Regions from separate parts of the Homo sapiens genome. Here region 1 is linked to region 2. A link is a contact called in ENCODE Hi-C or POLR2A ChIA-PET data. All regions are on one chromosome and are shown on one strand. Each heading gives the region's core, a stretch centred on a gene start or an enhancer-like site at or near the end of the contact. The rest is flanking DNA. Distances are from core to core; before and after follow the strand shown. Region 1 overlaps NAV1 (neuron navigator 1). Region 2 overlaps NAV1 (neuron navigator 1).

Region 1 (4,007 bases), core at 279-2,778, 140 kb after region 2:
GGAGTAACCAGCACTTACAGTGCTTTTCTGGGAAAGAAGCCAAGGAGTCCAAACCCCAGCGGGCTCTGCCTAGGGGTCTGTTTGGGGGAAGCTGTTCCACCAGGGTCATATTTCAGACTCTTTTAAACCTGCCCAGCTGTTACATATACATGCACGCAAATGTCCCTTCAGTATGTGCATATGTGCTGCAAGCCGGTGAGTTTGTTTACATGCACTGATCCATGTGAACACATGCCATTCACTGCACACTTAGTCTTCACACCCTGACACCCAACCTCACCCGAGTTCTAGGGGTTTGTGCCATGTGCCATACAACCTATTAACCCAATAGCTCTCGTCATACTTGCCTCAGTCTTGCTTTCTCAACATTCGCTATCTTCCTGCTCAGCCCAAGGTCGTAGTTTATGAGCCCAGCTCTCCATGGAAACACCTGGAGCTTATAACATTCAACCTTTCAGACCAGACCACACCCAACAGCAACACCTCAACTGGATAACCTTGACCACAACTCTGAGATTCCATAAGAACCAACGCTGGGAACACACACAGCATACTGGGGCTTGGGACTGCACTTGTCCCTGCTTTCCACACCTCTAACTCACAGGAGAAAGCACCCTGAGAAGCCCAGAGTGAAAGCTGTCGCCCAGAAATTAGAAGATGCTGTGGAGAAACCACCCACTCCAGTGGCCCTGAAATGTATCATTGAGATGTCTAAAATAGATTCCAGGATGGCTCAGGCCAAGGCCCAGACCCTGCCGAGCCCTGGCTGCCTTGCTGAGGTTTGGCTGGAGCTGAGTTGGAGAAGTGTGTGTCAAACACGCAACATACAACAGCGCTGGCAGGGAGAGCCTGGGGCCTGCTGGAGCCAAAGCTCTTAGGGGGTGAACCTGGAGATGGGCTGCTCTCCATGCCCTCCCATCTCTACCTCAGCACCAGAATGGGCTGGAGCAATCTGGAAACTCCCAATGGGTCCTCATTCTCCCCTAATGGGAGCTTCCCACCTATGCAACACACCCCTCCACATTCCAAAGGCATCAAGTCTGAGAAAAAAAAAAGGTGCTTATAGAAGGTGCAAAGCACCATGGTGAAAAGCGGGTCACCCTGCTTATCCCAGGCACACGCTGCTGTGCCCACACTGGACAGCCATGCCAGACACACCTTAAGTGCAACTCTGCTCCTCCCTCAGCCTCCAGATGGGAGATCAAAACAGTTCCTGGGGCATCTTCCCAGTCTGCCCCCGATCTCTGTGGGTCAGAAGGAAGCAAAGACCTGCCTTCATTGAACAAGGGGGAGCTGAACCCTGAAGGCGCTGGTGTCCTGCTTCCTTCAGGAGGCCCAGTCCCCAGAAGCAGCAGTGTGGGGGAAGGTGTGGGAGGTGATGTCTGCCTCCTATAGGAGGGAACCTGCCCACGCAGGGCCAGTGAGCTGGGCCTGGCCCCCCCTACCTCCCCACCCGGCCCTTCCTGTGCATGAGAGAAAAGGCCGCAGGCTCTGGGACATCAAACACATCTGGGTAATCCAAACAGGGTGTGGGGGGAGGTCAGCCAGCGCAAATGAGAAACATGTGGCGTCCATTTCCCCTTGTTGGCTGGCTCAGGCTTTCCAGGCAGAGGGAGAAGGCTTTGGGCTTTGGGCTTTGGGCTTTGGGGAGGAGAGCTTCCTGGTTGGGCCAGGAGAAAGACCAGCCAGGTGCTGTGGGTCCCCGGTAGGGAGCCACTCTGAGATGCAGACAGTGGGGTCCAGGTGGAGAGCTGGACTCCACTGGGCCCGTGAGTCAGGGTGAACAGGTCAGACATCTCCTATCAGGTCTTGTTCCAAAAGAAGAGAAATGGAAGAAAAATGGAAGGAAGAGGCAAAAGCAGAAAAGACGAATGGAGCATAGATAGGTGTCTGACCCCAAATATAAGAAAGGGGATCCTGGGAAACGCAGGCTAGCTTCATCTGTAAGCATCCAGAGAGCAAATTCAGACCCACGGGTAGAAATTCTCAGAAGACAGAATCAAAGCTCAACAGAAGAAATATCTATCTAATAATGAGTGCTTTCCTGGAAAATAAGGTAGTGAGCCCTCTGTCACTAGGAGAGTGTAAACAGAACACCCACCTGCCTATGATGCTATAGTGGGATTAATTTTGGCTTGAGGTAGTGGCTCAACTAGACAATTTCCATTCTAGGATTCTATGAAATCTCAGGGAAGGGTGAGGGAGATGGAGCGCTCTGCAGAGAGAAAGGGACTTGGCTATCCAGGAAGACATTGCAGTGTGCTGCAGAGGTGGCTAAGCTGCAGTTATGGACCCTGAGGGCTCTGCTCAGCCTGCTCCATACAGCACTGGCTCTCCCTTGCACCACGTGGAGCAGCTTGCACCTTCACCCTCAGGGTCAGAGGCTGTGAGGTGCGGTATATGTGTGTGGAAGGATAGCTGCAGAGAAAGGCAAGATTGGAGGTCAGCAGAAGGGGAAGGATCTGGTGTTGGCAGCTTGTGATGGGGGTGGGTGGTAGGGGGTGGGAGGTAGGGGGTGGGCATTTGCAGCCACAGTATCAAATTGGGCAGAGAAAGTGGGAAGGGGTGAAACAAGAAGAAAGTGTCAGGAAACATCCCAGGACTCCAGGTGACTTGGTCCTGCTACCCATTCAATGCAGGTCTAGAAGGGGCCTGTGGCCTGGGGTTAGAGCCATCAGTGATGGATGGTAAAGGGTATCTCCCTGGGTTGGCTTAAGGTTCAGGGAGCCAGAGTAGCTCTGGGTACTTCTCCTCCATCTGTACCTTCTCCCCAGGGCAGAGGAACTGCCCCTAGGACCTACTTATTCATCCATGCGGTACTCTCAGAGGCAGAGCCATGGGCTGTGAGTCAAAGCCAACAGCTTTTGACTGCAGCAGTCAGAACAAGGCAATGCCCAAAGGAGAGGAACATGACCTGGGTGGGGGCCCAAGCCTAGCCTTGGAAGAAAACTTTCTGGACACGGTGAGAAAAGAAATATTATTGGTACCAACCTGGAGGAAGGCAGGAGGCCTCACAGCTCCAAGGTTTTGTGCCAGTGCCTTCTCTACACACATACACACAAACCTGCAGGCTGCTGCACCTTGCCACAGCCCTTCCTCCTGCCTGTGATTCCACAAGCATCCTCCATCACTACTGCTGCTGCCCAGAGGAAGGGCAGGAGTGAGCTTTGTCCTCACTCTCCTGCTAGGCCTCAGGGAATCTGAGGGTGCTGGATAAGTTTCCACATATCACCTATCTGTTCTGGGTGGCAGTTCTTTGGAGAATTCTCTACCCACCCCAGCCCCACAATGCACTGAATAAAAAGGAAAACGAAGTATTTGTGAACACATTTCTTTCTCCTGCTACTCAAAGTATCCCAGAGCACATTCACTGGAGCGACCCCCTTGCACTGCCCCTCCCCCCCAAAAAATTCACATCAATCAACTGGCTTAGAAATGAATAGCTTCCTGCCTTTCTTCCTCATTTCTACTTGGCCTGCACTTCAGAAGGCCTAACTGTTGTCATGACAACCGCTTGTGTGGGTCCAGACACCTTTGAGATGAAGAGGGACTAGGAAGTCCAGGTTCCTGGGTTCTTTTACTCCCTGACCTTGGGCAGTCTTAGCTGTCTCACTTTGCCCCCTTTTCCTGGAGGACAGAAGGAAGGAACATGAACACCTGGAGTGTCAAAAGACTAGTTTTGCTTTGAGATCCTCAGGTCCAGGGAAGATGAGGTAGGAAGATTTGGGGTGTTACTATAGTACAGACAGTCCCCGACTTGTGATTGTTCGGCTTCTGCTTTTTTGGCATTATGATCACATGAAAGTAATACATTTGGTAGAAACTATACTTCTAGTACCCATACAACCATTCTGTTTTTCACTTTTAGTATAGTATTCAATAAATTCCATGAAATATGCAACTTTATTATGAAATAGGCTTTATATTAGATGATTTTGCTTAACTGTAGGTGAATATAAGTGTTCTGAGCACGTTTAAGGTAGGCTAGGCTGAGCTGTGACGTTCGG
Region 2 (4,314 bases), core at 222-2,721:
ATAGCCTCTGGGGTCGTTCCTATTATTTTGGTTTAACTCCTGCATTGTGGAGTGGGCCGGCCCCCAAGGGACCAAATAATCTCCTGGCAGAAACTATTTGGTGCGTTTCTTCCTCCTCTGCTACTCCACTGCTTCACCCTTTCTTGCTTTGCAGCTGCTCCTTGTTCCCGGATTCTCCAGGTTTGCAAGGCTGGAAGGAAACTGCAGAGGCATTCCACCGTTTGGCCACTAGGTGTCAGGTCTGTTTCATGAGGAGTGAAGGATACCAAAGGGCTCTCTGGATAAGAGGCAGGCTAGTTCGGAAAGGTGCTCAGTGGAGGAGCTAAGGCCACTTGGTTTGGCATAGTTTGACCTCTAGCTGGCCAACTGGCTGCAAGATGTATAGGCAAGGTAAAGGGAATGAGGCCGGGGGCTAGAAAGGGGAGCACTTGGGGATGGAGAAATAGCCATCGTGAGACTATCTGAGCAAGTTGGTGACCCTAGCAAGAAGTGGGCATACTCTGCGCAGCTCCTTCATGCAGAGCTCTAGGAAATCGACGGCACTCTCATGGCTCCTACTGGCTTACAATTCTCCCTCCCTGTTGGGTCAACTCTAGTTTTCATCCACTGCTCCGCATGTCTGGAGCCTACTTCATAGGACCAGGGCTGGAGGCAATCCCTTTAGTCCAGTTAGAGCCTCCTCTTGCACTTTTACTATAAATCTGTCAAGGCCTGGGCTCTGAGGAGATTATAATATGTCACAACCTGAGCAGTTTCCTTTCACCCACTGTGCAGGCAACATCTGTCTTCTTGACCTCAGGTCTTCTCTGGTTTGCTTCTCTACATCCTGCATGTCTGCTTGTAGACTCCTTGTAGTCCCTGGAAGACTACTCATGAGAGGCCCCAAGAACCCCTGTATGCTCTTCTGTGCTGCCTTTCCCCATCCAGGGGAACCCTTTTGCTCTGGCTGGGCTTTCTCCCCGCTCTCCCCTACACTTCCTCTCCCTACATTGACCCTTCCCTTAATCCCAACCCCAGACTAGGGTACCTGTAAGACCTCAGGGCTAAGCAGTGGTGCTGCAGAAAGGCTAGCATTTGAGAGGGGTAAAGTGGTCTGGGCCCCTACATCTAGGGTGTGCCCTCAGCTTTAGTGGCTAGGAAGTTCCATGGAACATGACAAAAGTTTGGTTTGGAGTCACGGAATCCTGAAGAGAGCTGTGGAACCTTCCTAGAGTCCCAGCATCCCATCTCCTGCTTGAGGGCAGGGTTCTGACCCTCGGCAAAAATCTGCCTTTAAGATGCAGAACCCACCGTGTCTGGGTGTTTAGTTTGTTCTCTCTTAGCCAAATGGAACTTCCTGTTCTAAGAAAAATCACCCTCTAAATTCAATTTCTTGGCTTCAGCCCAGCCTTGACAGCATGGTGGCTGACAGATTGCAGTGTAAATGAATCAGACATAATAATGTTCTCTGCCTCCCTGGCGCCTCTCCCCCCCAGCATCTCCCAGACATGAATTTCCTGGGGTGTGCAGGACGTGACCCAGGCCATTTGCTTTGGTGGGTGTGGCACAAGGGAGAGAAAAGATGGTTCTTGTTTATGTTACAATTCTTATGGGTCCCCCAAGAGTGGGAAAAAGTGCTTAACATGAGCTTCAAACAAACTGGTACAACTTATGAATTGAGGGTTTGGGAAAAGAGAATCGAGAGAATAACTAGTGTGGTGAGGGAACTGCTGCTGAAATGTGTTGGAAACATTCAGAATCTTGGTGGAGATTCTTCTACCTAATTCCGACGGATAGACCCCAGGCCTGACAGCTGGGTTCCCCAGAGAGGAAGGGCAGAGAGAAAACCAGAAACTACTGCGGAAATTGCAGACATGGTTACTTTTGTGCAAACACTTGGAAAGCTCCTGCAGATCCGGCTCAGCTGTTGTTTACAGCTTTGGGGGAAAATGGCTCTTATGTTCTCTGTTTGCAACTCAGTCACAGGGGAGAAAGTACCACAGCCTGGTTAGAGGAGGTGGCTTCATTTCTCCCCATGTCACAGGGTAGAAAAACTAAGGTCTAAAGAAATAGACTCGTTCTAAATGGAGGTACTGAGAGTAGAAACAAAGAATTCTAGCTCTCAACCTGAATTTCAGATTGTTTCTACCATCTGCCCAAGGAGACTGCTCAGAAAAGGCAGTTGGGAATGAAGGAGTCAGACCAGAATGGGAGTTAGGTTTCTCAGTAGTGTCGTGGTCACTAGACAGAATTCTAATGACCAATCATGTGCCTGCACAGTTACGTGGCATGAACAAAGACATGAACACCCCCCAGGGCAGTGGAAAGGCTCTAAGAGCCCTATAATTATAATCCATAACTGCTTTTGTCCATGGCCAATGGCAAGGTTGTTTCTGCCTCCATGCAGAACCACTGGTAATCAATCTTCTTCTCTTTCTCTAGGGAGCTCAGCCCATCAGACATGAACTCATCCATACCTATTAATTAGAGTAGAAGCAAAATGGTTCTTCATAAAAGTTGAGGCTCAGAGAAGGGGAAGAACAATCCCCTCGTCTTCTATCATAGAGCTGTGAAGAAGACGCATGCCCTTGACGTCTCAGTCCAGGGGATACCTTACCAGGTAGTTTTCCTCCCTTGGCTGAACTTGTCTAACGATAGTCAAAATAACTGCCTTGATCTTTCCGTACTTCATGGCACTCACATTGGCAGAAAGCTGAGACGTCAAGGTGGCCACTTTTTCCTGGGATGATTCCAGTTCCCTACGAAGCTTCCGGATTTGCTGTAAAAGGAAGAGAAATACAAACTACTGGCTGCAGAAGCTGTATAAGATTTGGAAGGAAAATGAGGTGCAGTGATGTTAACAAGCAGAGACAAAGGCTTTCCACCCTACCTCAGATTGCATCCTCTCCTCAGCCTGAAGAAGGGAGCACAGAAGGAGAGAAAGAGAGAGAAAGGAAGTAGTTACTATGGAGGTGAAGAAGTCAGGTCCCAGTGGCAGGGTAGGAAATGTGAAGAAGCATGACTCAGAGGTGCAGAGAGGCTGAAACTCTTGTTTCCTGGCCCTGGCTCCTCACAGGACTCGGCTCAGATCTATACTAGGGTTTCAATAAAAGATTTCTTTGGAGCTCATCTCCAGCAAACTTTGTCATTGCCAAAAAGGCTAGGAAATGAGACTTTGGTTGGTTTGAGAACTAACGGTTATTGCCAGCAACTTGGAGTAAAGAATTAGGAGCAAAACAAATCTACAAATCAAGAAATGCCTAATAGCCAAATGCTGTGGCTGGTGCCCCACAATAAACACTTGGTCACTTCTAGGGTTCTGGAGTCCGGGTCCTAGAAATCTATTCATCTCACCTTCATAAAAGCTTCCCATCTACCATGGCACAGAAAGGGCTTGCTAACATGGGGATTCTCCATTTTTCAAAGGAGGGGAACAAAAATCACCAGAGTTGCTCAGGAGCTGGTGGTGGGGCCAGAAAGACCACTGAGGACCTGAGGCACCCAAGTGAATGCTACAAGCTCTAGGTGCCTCCCCCATTCCCACCCCAATGGGTACAGTGAAGAGCCAGCAGTGCCCCCATCCCCCGCCCAGTTACCCAACTCCAAGGAGGTTCTAGGGAGCATGGGATGGTAGAGGGGAGGGGATGAGAGGGGAAGAGAAGTTAATGCTCTTACTGAGGAGTAGGTGGAGGAGGCACTGGAGGCCAGGGACAGCACTGAGCCGTGAACTGAAAGAGAAGGAGAACACAAAGAGTTAACAGTGGGTTCCAGGGACAAGGGGTTTTTGGAAGACTCCCTAAGGCAGGAGTTTGGATTGTGATTCTGGAGGGCATCTGGAGCAAACAGAAAGAACAGAGTAGGGAACCCAGCTGGTATCAAAACAGCCCAAAGCAAGGTCTTGAGTCAAGCTAGCCTCCTCTTTCAGCCTACATTCTCTGGCAGCCTGGGTATGGCAGTCCCTTGCTTAGCCCGCTCTGAGGGGCACGGGGTTTCAGAGAAGGGAAAGGAGACTTTCATGGATAGTCATCATCTTATCTTCCCAGTCAGGAAAGCACCTTAGCCGCAGGAGAGGGGAGTTTCTCATCAGAGTTGCTCAGAACAAATACTGAAATTCTGCCCGCGCCTCCTCCTCTCAGCACTGGGGGATGTGCTTAGGATCTTGGGGATCATTCAGATGAAAACAATATTTAAGTGAGGAATATGCATTCTGATTATTCAGTAGAACCTATGGTGAGAACTAAAGCATGTCTGTAGCAGATGCCTCCTGGAATGACCATCTTGAAAATAATAATGGGAGAGCTAACCTGCCATAAGCCTGGTCTTCTAGCTCTGATC

What was found. A loop is a pair of places that touch in the nucleus more often than their neighbours do. ChIA-PET counts read pairs that join two places held with the same protein, here RNA polymerase II (POLR2A). Pooled maps may share reads with other maps.
Region 1: a loop to region 2 is called in a map of right cardiac atrium, with 4 times the contacts of the local background. The contact joins two enhancer-like sites. A Hi-C loop is called at or near these places in 10 of 168 maps with a recorded cell type or tissue (A673, IMR-90, MCF 10A and 6 more) and 15 of 50 pooled maps. POLR2A ChIA-PET finds 5 or more read pairs at or near these places in 5 of 52 experiments (BJ, H1, IMR-90 and 2 more).

What each region holds. Positions count from the first base shown.
Region 1 is chr1:201,652,897-201,656,903 of GRCh38, reverse strand. The region is part of intron 5 of NAV1 (neuron navigator 1); the gene reads right to left. Among named protein-coding and RNA genes, the nearest start is that of MIR5191, 65 kb to the left of the region's middle. Within about 2 kb of position 1,528, at least 8 of the 41 ENCODE cell types and tissues checked have a DNase peak (open chromatin) inside an H3K27ac peak, as active enhancers do.
Region 2 is chr1:201,789,133-201,793,446 of GRCh38, reverse strand. It overlaps NAV1 (neuron navigator 1), which reads right to left. Exons shown (of 34, transcript NM_001389617.1): 15 at 3,655-3,707; 16 at 2,870-2,893; 17 at 2,681-2,758. The region is part of intron 2 of IPO9-AS1 (IPO9 antisense RNA 1); the gene reads left to right. Among named protein-coding and RNA genes, the nearest start is that of MIR1231, 17 kb to the left of the region's middle. Within about 2 kb of position 1,471, at least 14 of the 41 ENCODE cell types and tissues checked have a DNase peak (open chromatin) inside an H3K27ac peak, as active enhancers do.